Regions from separate parts of the Homo sapiens genome. Here all the other regions are linked to region 1. Evidence: read pairs that join two places in POLR2A ChIA-PET (ENCODE). Cell type or tissue: GM12878. All regions are shown on one strand.

Region 1 (2,500 bases):
TTTTTAAAGACAGAGTCTCGCTCTATCACCGAGGCAGGAGTGCAGTGGCATGGTCAGGGCTCACTGCAGCTTCAACCTCCCAGTCTCAAGCGAGCCTCCCACCTCAGCCTCCCAAGTAGCTGGGACTACAGTCGTACACCACTATGCCCGGCTAAGTTTTTGTATTTTTTTGTAGAGACAGGATTTCCCCATGTTGCCCAGGCTGGGACACTGATTTGTTAGTCTACTTTCTAGGTAAAGTGTTGAAGGAGAGTTGAAGAGGGCCTAGATTAGGGCTTCTGGGTGCTGGATTTCTCCACCAAGATGCAAGCCCCTAGAGAGTTGAGTTTGGCTAGCCCTTTGGTGACAGCTTGTATTGTCCCTTAGCCCACAGATGCATCTGACTAAGAGTAGAAGAACATGTCTCTCTTTAGGAGCCCGGAGCCAGAGACAGTGCTGTTTGAGATTAGGCCCCCTCTGGTGTGCCCTTCGAGAATTCCCATTGTGGGGCACTGCTCAGTTGCTCCCATCTGGTATGGGTCAAATAATCAGATTTGTGAGTGTCTCACAACCATCCCTGTACCCCAGCCAACCCTGGGTTCTGAATACAGTAGAGGCAGCTAAGCTGCTAGCTGGTCTCCAGCAGGCTCTGTGCTCAGTGGCCATCAACACCAGGTAGCTTGGCAAGCCTGCCTCCTGTGCTGACTGTGGGCCCTGGGGAAGTGTCGAGGATGTTGACGGCCTCTAGCATCTGAGGTACATCTGCCCCTCGGCCTCCGGAGGAGTGGATCCTTAGGTTTCCTTCATTATCTTACCCTTTCTCCTGGCTCCCAGAAATTACCTTGTTTTTATATGAGGCCCCAAAGCCTAGGCCATCTTGGCTGATAGATGTGAAAGCCCTTTGCTCCTTTCAGGCCCCTGGGGATTTTGGTTGTAGCCTGATTGCTGGTGGCAGCTTAATCGGGGCCATAAGATAATTTTATGGAAGACCTGGTTACTTGGCATCTGAACAAGCCTCATTGCCTCTCTGAGCATAGTCTGCTGCTTTCTGCTTTGATCAAATTCATTCCTCTTGTCCCTGCAAACCTTCAGGGGAGGCCAATGTTCAAGGCCCCTGAGCCTTAGGAATAAATAACTCTGGGTGAGAACTGCCTGTCATTGGCTGTGTGCCGGCTTTCTTCAACCTCCTCTGAGTCCTGTTCTAAGTCTAAGCCGTTGTGATTAGCTACATCCTGCCAAGTCTGTTCTGGAAATGAATAAAGCCCTTGCTGAGAGCCGGAAACATTGGTTCCAGTTCCTCCTGGGGTGAAGGTTTGTTTTGCCTTTATTTAATAGCACTCATACCTGTAAGAAGGGACATGCTCTCCAGCCCTTCTGATATAATACCTATTTATTACTTGATTTGTTGATCATCTTTCCAGCTAGGATATATGCTCCATGGGTAGTTTTTTGTTGCTGTTTCCCATCCCATTCCTAGCCCCTGGAGCAGTGCCTTACCCAGACTAGGCACCTGTGAATAGTTAGCAAATTAGTTGATAGAGCTGCCTTCTGGGTGCTAGGAACCATACTGGGTGTTTCATTCAGCGGTCACTGGTTCCACAGAGGTGAGGTGTTCTACTCAATTAAAGATGTGGACACTGAGGCACAGAAGGCAAGTATTTGTCCAAGGCTGTAGGGCTTATTGGCCAGCCACATCATTGCTGACCGCTTAACCACATACCCTCATTTGTATAATGAGCAAGAGGCTCATATTTCTTCTGAGTATTAAGGTGTGGTTATTGATATGACTGAGGGTATCAAAGTTCTGTTTAAGAGGTGTTTGTGAACAGGTGCGGTGGCTCACACCTATAATCCCAGCACTTTGGGAAGTCAAGGTGGGCAGATCACTTGAGGTCAGGAGTTGGAGACCAGCCTGGCCAACATGGCAAAGCCCCATCTCTACTAAAAATACAAAAATTAGCCGGGCATGGTGGTGGGTTCCTGTAATCCCAGCTAGTTGGGAGGCTGAGGCACAAGAATTGCTTGAACCTGGGAGGTGGAGGCTGCAGTCAGCCAAGATCACACCACTGCACTCCAGCCTGGGTGACAGAACAAGACTGTGTCTCAAAAAAAAATTATTTGTTTTTATTGATTTTTATTTATTTATTTATTTTGAGACTGAGTTTCACTTGTTGCGCAGGCTGGAGTGCAATGGTGCGATCTCGGCTCACCTCCACCTCTTGGGTTCGAGCGATTCTCCTGCCTCAGGTTCCCGAGTAGCTGGGATTACAGGCGCCCACCACCACACCCAGCTAATTGTTGTATTTTTAGTAGGGGGTGGGTTTCACCATATTGTTCAGGCTGGTCTCGAACTCCTGGCCTCAGGTGATCCCCCCCCGCCTCGGCCTCCCAAAGTGCTGGGATTACAGGTGTGAGCCACCATGCCTGACCCAGGTCTCTTATTTTCAGTGGGTAATTGTATCAGACTCTGCCTCCCAGGTGGGGTTTGAGGGTTCTGTGTACCTGGTGTAGGCCTAGGCTA
Region 2 (2,500 bases), 100 kb after region 1:
GTTTCTGCAGTTGCCAGAAATTGTCCTGACAGCCTGTACTCAGCCTTTCGCAATTTGTCTTTTATTCTTGCTGAACTCTTCTTACTAGTGTGTCTGATTGTGTCTACCCCAGGTGAGTGTATTTGTTTTCTTTCCCTGAAGGCACTTAAGATTATGGGCCAGTGTTTGTTCTGTAACCACAGCTCTCCAGCAGGTTCAGAAACAGTCATGGATATGAAGTTAGTCTGGCTGTTTTGCACTGTAAGGTTGAGCATTATGCTGTCCCAGGTCTCTTCATCCTAGGGCAGAAGACAGAAGCAGCCATGTCTTGAGGAACAGAAGTTTTTTGGTGTAAGTCCAGTTTACCAATTTTTTTAATGATTAGTGCTTTTGGGGTCTCAAGAGATCTTTGTCTACTCCAAGGTTGGGAAAACCTTCTTCTTTGTTTTCTTCTAGAGGTTTTATAATTTTAGCTGTTATATATAGGTCTGTGATCTATTTCAACTTAATTTTGGGTATGGTGTGAGGTGAAGTTGGAGGTGTCCCCCACTCCATATTCATATCCAGTTGTGTACCATTTATTGAGAGATCTCTCCCTATGGAATCACCTTGTTCATTTGTCCTTTAACAATGTTCTTTAAACAACATTTCTTAAAAAAATTAGCGGTGCTTGGTGGCTCGCACCTGTAATCCCAGCTACTCAGGAGGCTAAGCAGGAGAATCGCTTGAACCTGGGAGGCAGAGGTTGCAGTGAGTGAAGATTGTGCCACTGCACTCCAGCCTGGGCGACAGAGTGAGATTCCGTCTCAAAAAAAAAAAAAAAACACCCATCTCTAAAGAATATTTCTTACTGTTAAATACTATAAAAATGCATAAAAGTAATGTACAGGTTTGCAAATTAATTTGACCCCTGGTATAAGCACCATTCAGATAAGGAAATAGAACATTACCAGGACTCCAAAAGCCTGCTAAAGGCTACTACTCGATTACAGTTTCCTTTCTTTTCCTTTCGTTAAACATACTAAATGGCAGGGTGCGGTGGCTCAAGCCTGTAATCCCAGCACTTTGGGAGGCCGAGGTGGGCAGATCATGAGGTCAAGAAATCGAGACCATCCTGGCCAACATAGTGAAACCCCATCTTTACTAAAAATACAAAAATTAGCTGGGCGTGGTGGTGTGTGCCTGTAGTCCCAGCTACTCAGGAGGCTGAGGCAGGAGAATTGCTTCAACCCAGGTGACGGAGGTTGCAGTGAGCCGAGACCGTGCCACTGCACTCCAGCCTGGCGACAGAGCAAGACTCTGTCTCAAAAAAAGGAAAAAAAAAACAAACCAAAACTAAACATCCCAACACTATAGTTTTGCCTGTTTTTGTACCTTATATAAATGGAAGCATCCATACTGAATACGGTATATAACTTGTCTCACCCAACAATATTTGAAAGATTTATTTGTTTTGAACTTAGCTATGGTTTATCCATTTTAATTCCTGTATAGTATTTCACCATATAGATGACTGTTCATTCATTCTACAGTTTATGGGTTATTTCCAGTTTGGGACTGGCATGAATACTCTTGTACATGTATTTTGGTGCATACAGGACTTAATATGAGGAAAGATAGATATCCAGAAAAGGAATTACTGGGTCATAGTCTACATGTATTTTCACAGTCTTCATGTAATGCCTATTTCCCAAAGTGGTTATACCTATTTTCACTCTACCAGCAGTGCTTGAGAGTTCCCATTGTTTCATGTTTTTGGCTGAGCGTGGGTTTTGTCCTAATTTTTTGTTTCAGCCTCTCTGGTGGGTAAATGGTGGTACTATGATTTAATTTATCTGTGATATCTGTGACATATGTTTATGTCTATGGACCATTTGGGTCATCTGTTGTGAAGAACCCGTTCAAGTCTTTTGCCCAATTTTTTCAGTCAAGTTGTATATCTTTTTCCTATTTTTCTCATTTTTCACTTTTTTTTGTCATTTTTTTCATTTTCTTAATGTTTATCAAATAGAAGTTTTAAATTTTAGGCTGGGCATGGTGGTTCATGCCTGTAATCCTAGCCCTTTGGGGAGGCCAAAGTGGGCGGATCACCTGAGGTCAGGCGTTCAAGACGAGCCTGGCCAACATGGCAAAACCCCGTCTTTACTAAAAAATACAGAAATTAGCTGGGTGTGGTGGCGGGCACCTGTAGTCCTAGCTGCTTGGGAGGCTGAGGCAGGGATAATTGCTTGAACCTGGGAGGTGGAGGTTGCAGTGAGCCAAGATTGTGCTACTGCACACCAGCCTGGGTGGCAGAGTGAGACTGCATCTCAAAAAATAAATAATTTTTAAATAGTTGAATCTGGGCTGGGTGGGGTGGCTCATGCCTGTAATCTCAGCACTTTGGGAGGCCGAAGCTGGTGGATCACTTGAGGTTGGGAGTTCATGACAAGCCTGATCAACATAGAGAAACCCCATCTCTACTAAAAAGACAAAATTAGCCAGGCGTGGTGGTGCATGCCAGTAATCCTAGCTACTGGGG
Region 3 (2,500 bases), 460 kb after region 1:
TCAAAGCAGTCAACAATGGTTATAGACACGGGCTCAGATCATGTTTTGGGGAGTTGATTAAAAATCACTAACCTAAGTCCTACATTTTTAAGCTTCTGCTAACTATTGTGAATCCATTTCAACACAAACACCAGGCAACAGAATAAAGAGCGTATCTCAGCAAGTATTTCCTTAAAGTTACTAAAGCTGAAAATACAGCATGAGGCTGTTATAAAATTGTTAAAAATCTCAGCGTACAAATGTCTCCCAACCTTTGAATAACATAGAAACCGAGACCAATTTAAACCAGCCCACAGGCTTGGGCCCTTAAGGACAATACCGTGGTTCTATTTGCCTTCCAATGTTTTTGTCACTGGACCAAATACAGCACCATTCACGTGGAATCAAACCAGAATCTCCCTGCACGACCCACACGTTAGTCCATGGCTAGTGGAGGAGTGCCCTCCCCTCCCAGGCTCGCTGCCGTGCACTCTCACTCCAGATCACCCTCACTGCCGTGCACTCTCACTCCAGATCACCCTCACTGCCGTGCACTCTCACTCCAGATCACCCTCACTGCCGTGCACTCTCACTCCAGATCACCCTCACTGCCGTGCACTCTCACTCCAGATCACCCTCACTGCCGTGCACTCTCACTCCAGATCACCCTCACTGCCGTGCACTCTCACTCCAGATCACCCTCGCTGCCGTGCACTCACTCCAGATCACCCTCACTGCCGTGCACTCTCCAGATCACCCTCACTGCCGTGCACTCTCCAGATCACCCTCACTGCCGTGCACTCTCACTCCAGATCACCCTCACTGCCGTGCACTCTCACTCCAGATCACCCTCGCTGCCGTGCAGCTCACTCCACATCACCCTGGAAGCACAGGGTACAGCCAAGAGCATCGTACCCGTCGTCCACCTTCTGTGATGCCAAACAGAACTTCTGTGGCAGGGGCAGTGCCTAGACTGAACTCTGCTTACCACATCCAACCCTGGCAATGCCGCCCGGCCTTTGGTCTCAATCATTTCTTCCATCTCATGCATCGCATCTCGGAGAACAAATTTGATAGCGTCACTTGCAGATTCAGGAAACATCTGGCAAAGATGATATAAGTGCCTGTTAAGCAGAAATGTAAAGTCAGGAGAGAATGACTTTAGATAAGAAACACAGAAAAGCCCTGCAAGCCACTTTCCTATGCAGTCACCTGTTGACTGAGCAAGTAAGAACTGGATGAATCCGCTTTTTCTAACAGCATTCTTAAGAGTCTACACTCACTTCTGCCATTTCCTAAAAACTCGGCCATAACATTATGGACTGGAGGTGGTGGGAGAAACAGCTCGATTTGTGGTACAGACGTTGTTGGGGGCACCACTCTGTGTGGCAGCTGCAGCTGACAGCTCCAAGGCACTTTCCATATTAACTCATTTATTCCTCACGACAGGTACTTCTTTGATAGTGCCTCCATGCATGCAGAAGATGACGTGGAGAGCTCCGCGCGGCACAGGGCAGGAAGCTGGTGTGCACTCTCATGGATCCGAAGCCAACACACGCCTCTCAACTGAGGACTCTGCCCCTCTGGCATTCTTCCAGCCACCAGCCCTGGGGGCCAGGAGCCACTGAGTGGGTCACACAGCCTTAGAGGGCAACGAGGGCAGGAGCTCGCCCTGGCGGTCCCCATGCAGACAAGAGGTACACACTCCCTGGCATGCAAAGCCACCCAACTGGGTTTCACTGAAGGGTGAGGGGCGGGGTGTCTACCGTGCTTTCCAAATACCGCTCAGTCACCCAGAGCTTGAAACTTACAATGAGCCACCCCATCCCAGCCACAAATCTAAAGGGGTTCACTTGTTTCAAAATCAACTTGTTTGTGGTTAAAAGTCAGTCCCAGCTCTACAGTGGCTGGAGCGGCACGTGTGAGAAGCCGGCTTGCGCTGTGAGGCTCACAAGCCCTGGGTGACCACCTGCCCACTTGGCATGCTGACACCATCATTCCACCTACCTTAGTAACTCTGGAATGTATTTTTATGACTCTAAATGGGAGAAAAATTGTTCTGCTTAACCCCACATCCCAGATGACACACCATTTTTACTTACACAACCAACTTATCAATGACTGTGAGGTCTGGTGGGTCATCTGTAGCCAAATCGCCAACGTATTCCAAAAGAAAGCCAAACAGTTTCTGCAGGAACATGAATTGGGAAATAAAGCTCAGTGCTCAGCACCAAGAACAAAGCCACAGGCACACAGCTTCTGGATCACGTACATTCTGGTGACAACCAGGTGGGGCAGGGGAGCCCAGGGTGACAGACACGAGCAGCCTTCTAAAATGTAAGCAAATACACTGCTAGAACTTGCTAAGCACTAGAAGGTGTAGGGGGGAGAAAGCTAAGGGCAAGGCGCATCCTTCTACAGAACAGCTGACAACACACCACTAGGAAAGCACGACGAGGAACACGGGCAGCACGGCGTCCTCCTCACAGGCAATATCCACCATTCACTGAAAGAGGCACGA
Region 4 (2,500 bases), 200 kb after region 1:
ATGTCCGAGTGGGTGTGGGTGGTAGAGGACAGGCGAGTCACCTAGCTCCTGGATAAACTCAGTGTGTGCGCAGTGGAAAGCAGTTTGTTGTGTTTGCATATTTGTGTCAGAGCTTTCATTTAAAGCAACAGTTTTCCTTTTCTATGGATTACTTCTTTTGTCTCAAAGTGGATAAAAATGCAAAACTTCTGCTAGTTGAAGCTTTGTGGGTTTGTATAACGAGTGAAATTGGTGTTCTGATTCAATAGCGTAGTCCACGTTCTGAGAGAGTTACTTTACAGTTATATCATTGGTGGACTTATAAAGTCATGGTCCAAAAATGGTCTAGGTGACAGACACCTATTTTTTCCTGAAAGAAATCCATAAGCTATTGAGGTCAGTAGGCATCTTCTGCAAAAGCATTAAAGAAAATACAACTTTTTTTGTTACTGATCCCTGTTACTTTTGTCCCTACAACTGGGCTTCCGTTTTTGAGTGTGTGGGGTTCTGAATAGTGTGTAAATCAAATGCGTAGAATCATTGCCGTATGTTTCCAATATTACAGTTATATAGATGCATTCCCTTATTCCTCTAAGCTAGACACTGTTCAGCAAACACTTATTGAACACCCAATATGTGCCAGGCCCTGTGCTAGACTCTAGGAAGACAAAAATCGGTTAGTCTTGGCCCCTCTTTTCAAAGAGTTCACAGTCTAAAGAGAAGACAAAAACATAATCAAAATATCAAAATGTTGTGACTTACAGATGCTAGGCAGAAAAGTAACACCGAAGAGAGAAAATTTTAAATGAGCCCACGGGTGGTTTTGCAGAGGAGGTGATGCTGATGAAATAGGGTTTTGAAGCATAAGCAAGAGCTCTCTGAACACACATGGGTGGTGGAGCCCAGGCTCTCAGCCAGGCTTTTCAAACCTGAAACCAAACAACTCATGGTCGTGTCTTGAGGAGTCCAGGAGGCACTTAACGTAGCTTCAGAGCCCTGAGAGTGCTTCTAGTCATGGTTTACCAGCTGGGCCGGCACAATGGGACTGCTGCTCAAAGCTAGCAGTTTGGCATCTGTCACGGGCTTCTGCCTTTTACAAGAAGGTCCTCAAGACCAAGAAGTCTTCTACTTGTTACTTTTTGTCAATTACTTCTCAGCAAAGCAGCTCTTAGCTTATCGCTGCTTTGTAGAAATGGGTATCTATTGAAATACGTTTTTTTATTTTCCTGGCTCTTGTCCCATGGGGCTCCCTTACCAAAACAATGACTTCAGGCCCTTTACTGTATCCTGGGTGGCCCGTCTGGACCTGTTTATTCCTGCTGTTGAGTCCTGAGTGTCTGCTCTACCCTCCTCTCCCCCTTTGCCTTCCTGGGCCTGTTCCAGGTCAGTGGACTCGCTGAGCTGTCCAGCAGCCCAGAGGGGAGTGCTTCCTCTCTGCTCCGAAGCACTGTGGAAGAAGGGCAAGGTGGAAAGGTTTGGTCGGTTGGTCAGGTGTTTTGTGTCCAGGGACTCTATGTCTATATAAGTAGTCTCTATATAGTAGTCTCTAAGACTATTGTCCTAGAAAATCAAAGCAGTGCACCATCACACTCACTGAATACTTACTATGGGCCAGGCAGTGTGCTCAACTCTTACCATACCCCTGGAGGTAGGTATTTCCAGATTACAGATGAGAAAACTAAAGCACAAAAAGATTGAGTGATTTGCCTGAGGTCACACAGCTAGCAAAAGGGAGAGCTGGCATCCGAGCTCGCCAGACTCCAGAGCCCAAAGGCCAAGACGTGGGACTAGAGTTCAGATCTAGCTGTCACCTGACCGTGCCTCCTCATAGTGGAGCCAGCAGTGGTAGCTCCTGGACTAGATGTGCAGTCCCAGCTTTCATCTTGATAGCTCCAGAATTCCTCCTTTCCTTGCCACCTTCACTGCCATTGCTTCATCCTTTCTCATCCCCTGACTAACCTACTCGTCCTCCTTCCGCCTTCTGGTTCATCCACAGCATTGCCACAAATTGATCTTTCCACAAAGCTGACCAAATCATCTCACTCTGCTGTTTAAATCCCTCTGTGACTCCCCAGCCCCTTCAGAACAAAGTGGTACAAAGTTGTCTTTGGCCTGGCTGCTGCCCACACTCAACCTGGAGCCTGTCAGGGTGTAGCACTGTCATCCCTGTACGTGCGCCATCCCTTTGCTCCTAACCTCTTCCTGTCCTCCCTCTGCCCCAGCCAGGCCAGCAGGATTCTGCCGAACCATCGCCCATTCTTAAGAACCCTCCAGGGAACCCTCCCACTTGAGTTTAAAGAATTCACTACTCATTTCTGCATCCCAGAGGATGTGATGACCAGGTTGCCCATAACTGGGCACTTCTCCTCTCCAGCAGACAGAAGTCCTGCTGAGGGAGAACCGTATGTCTGCCCAGCATTAGCAAGGACTGGGGGAGAAGGGCCAGGACCCAGATGTCCCACCTCATCCTAGAGCGCATATAATTTGGGGAAAGGCAGACATCAAACCAACAGGCTACAAG

Evidence for each region. ChIA-PET counts read pairs that join two places held together with the same protein. Peaks named below come from ENCODE experiments on the same cell type or tissue, not always from the same donor. Only the 100,000 strongest peaks of a DNase experiment are listed, where the experiment ranks them.
Region 2: POLR2A ChIA-PET joins it to region 1 with 6 read pairs; 7 of 35 experiments call an interaction of 5 or more read pairs at or near these places.
Region 3: POLR2A ChIA-PET joins it to region 1 with 5 read pairs; 2 of 35 experiments call an interaction of 5 or more read pairs at or near these places.
Region 4: POLR2A ChIA-PET joins it to region 1 with 6 read pairs; 3 of 35 experiments call an interaction of 5 or more read pairs at or near these places.

Annotation. Positions count from the first base shown.
Region 1 is chr4:2,481,720-2,484,219 of GRCh38, forward strand. All of the region lies in intron 1 of RNF4 (ring finger protein 4), which reads left to right. Among named protein-coding and RNA genes, the nearest start is that of RNF4, 14 kb to the left of the region's middle. In GM12878, no CTCF peak of the experiment used is centred here; a DNase peak (open chromatin) is centred at 1,242; H3K4me3 peaks cover 1,764 bases; H3K27ac peaks cover 1,393 bases.
Region 2 is chr4:2,583,639-2,586,138 of GRCh38, forward strand. All of the region lies in intron 1 of FAM193A (family with sequence similarity 193 member A), which reads left to right. Among named protein-coding and RNA genes, the nearest start is that of FAM193A, 48 kb to the left of the region's middle. In GM12878, no CTCF peak of the experiment used is centred here; no DNase peak of the experiment used is centred here.
Region 3 is chr4:2,945,445-2,947,944 of GRCh38, forward strand. It overlaps NOP14 (NOP14 nucleolar protein), which reads right to left. Exons shown (of 18, transcript NM_001291978.2): 10 at 2,082-2,167; 11 at 968-1,103. NOP14-AS1 (NOP14 antisense RNA 1) reads left to right here. Exons shown (of 4, transcript NR_015453.2): 3 at 1,429-1,676. Among named protein-coding and RNA genes, the nearest start is that of NOP14-AS1, 11 kb to the left of the region's middle. RefSeq lists an enhancer at 1,191-2,390. In GM12878, no CTCF peak of the experiment used is centred here; no DNase peak of the experiment used is centred here.
Region 4 is chr4:2,685,752-2,688,251 of GRCh38, forward strand. All of the region lies in intron 13 of FAM193A (family with sequence similarity 193 member A), which reads left to right. Among named protein-coding and RNA genes, the nearest start is that of TNIP2, 69 kb to the right of the region's middle. In GM12878, no CTCF peak of the experiment used is centred here; no DNase peak of the experiment used is centred here.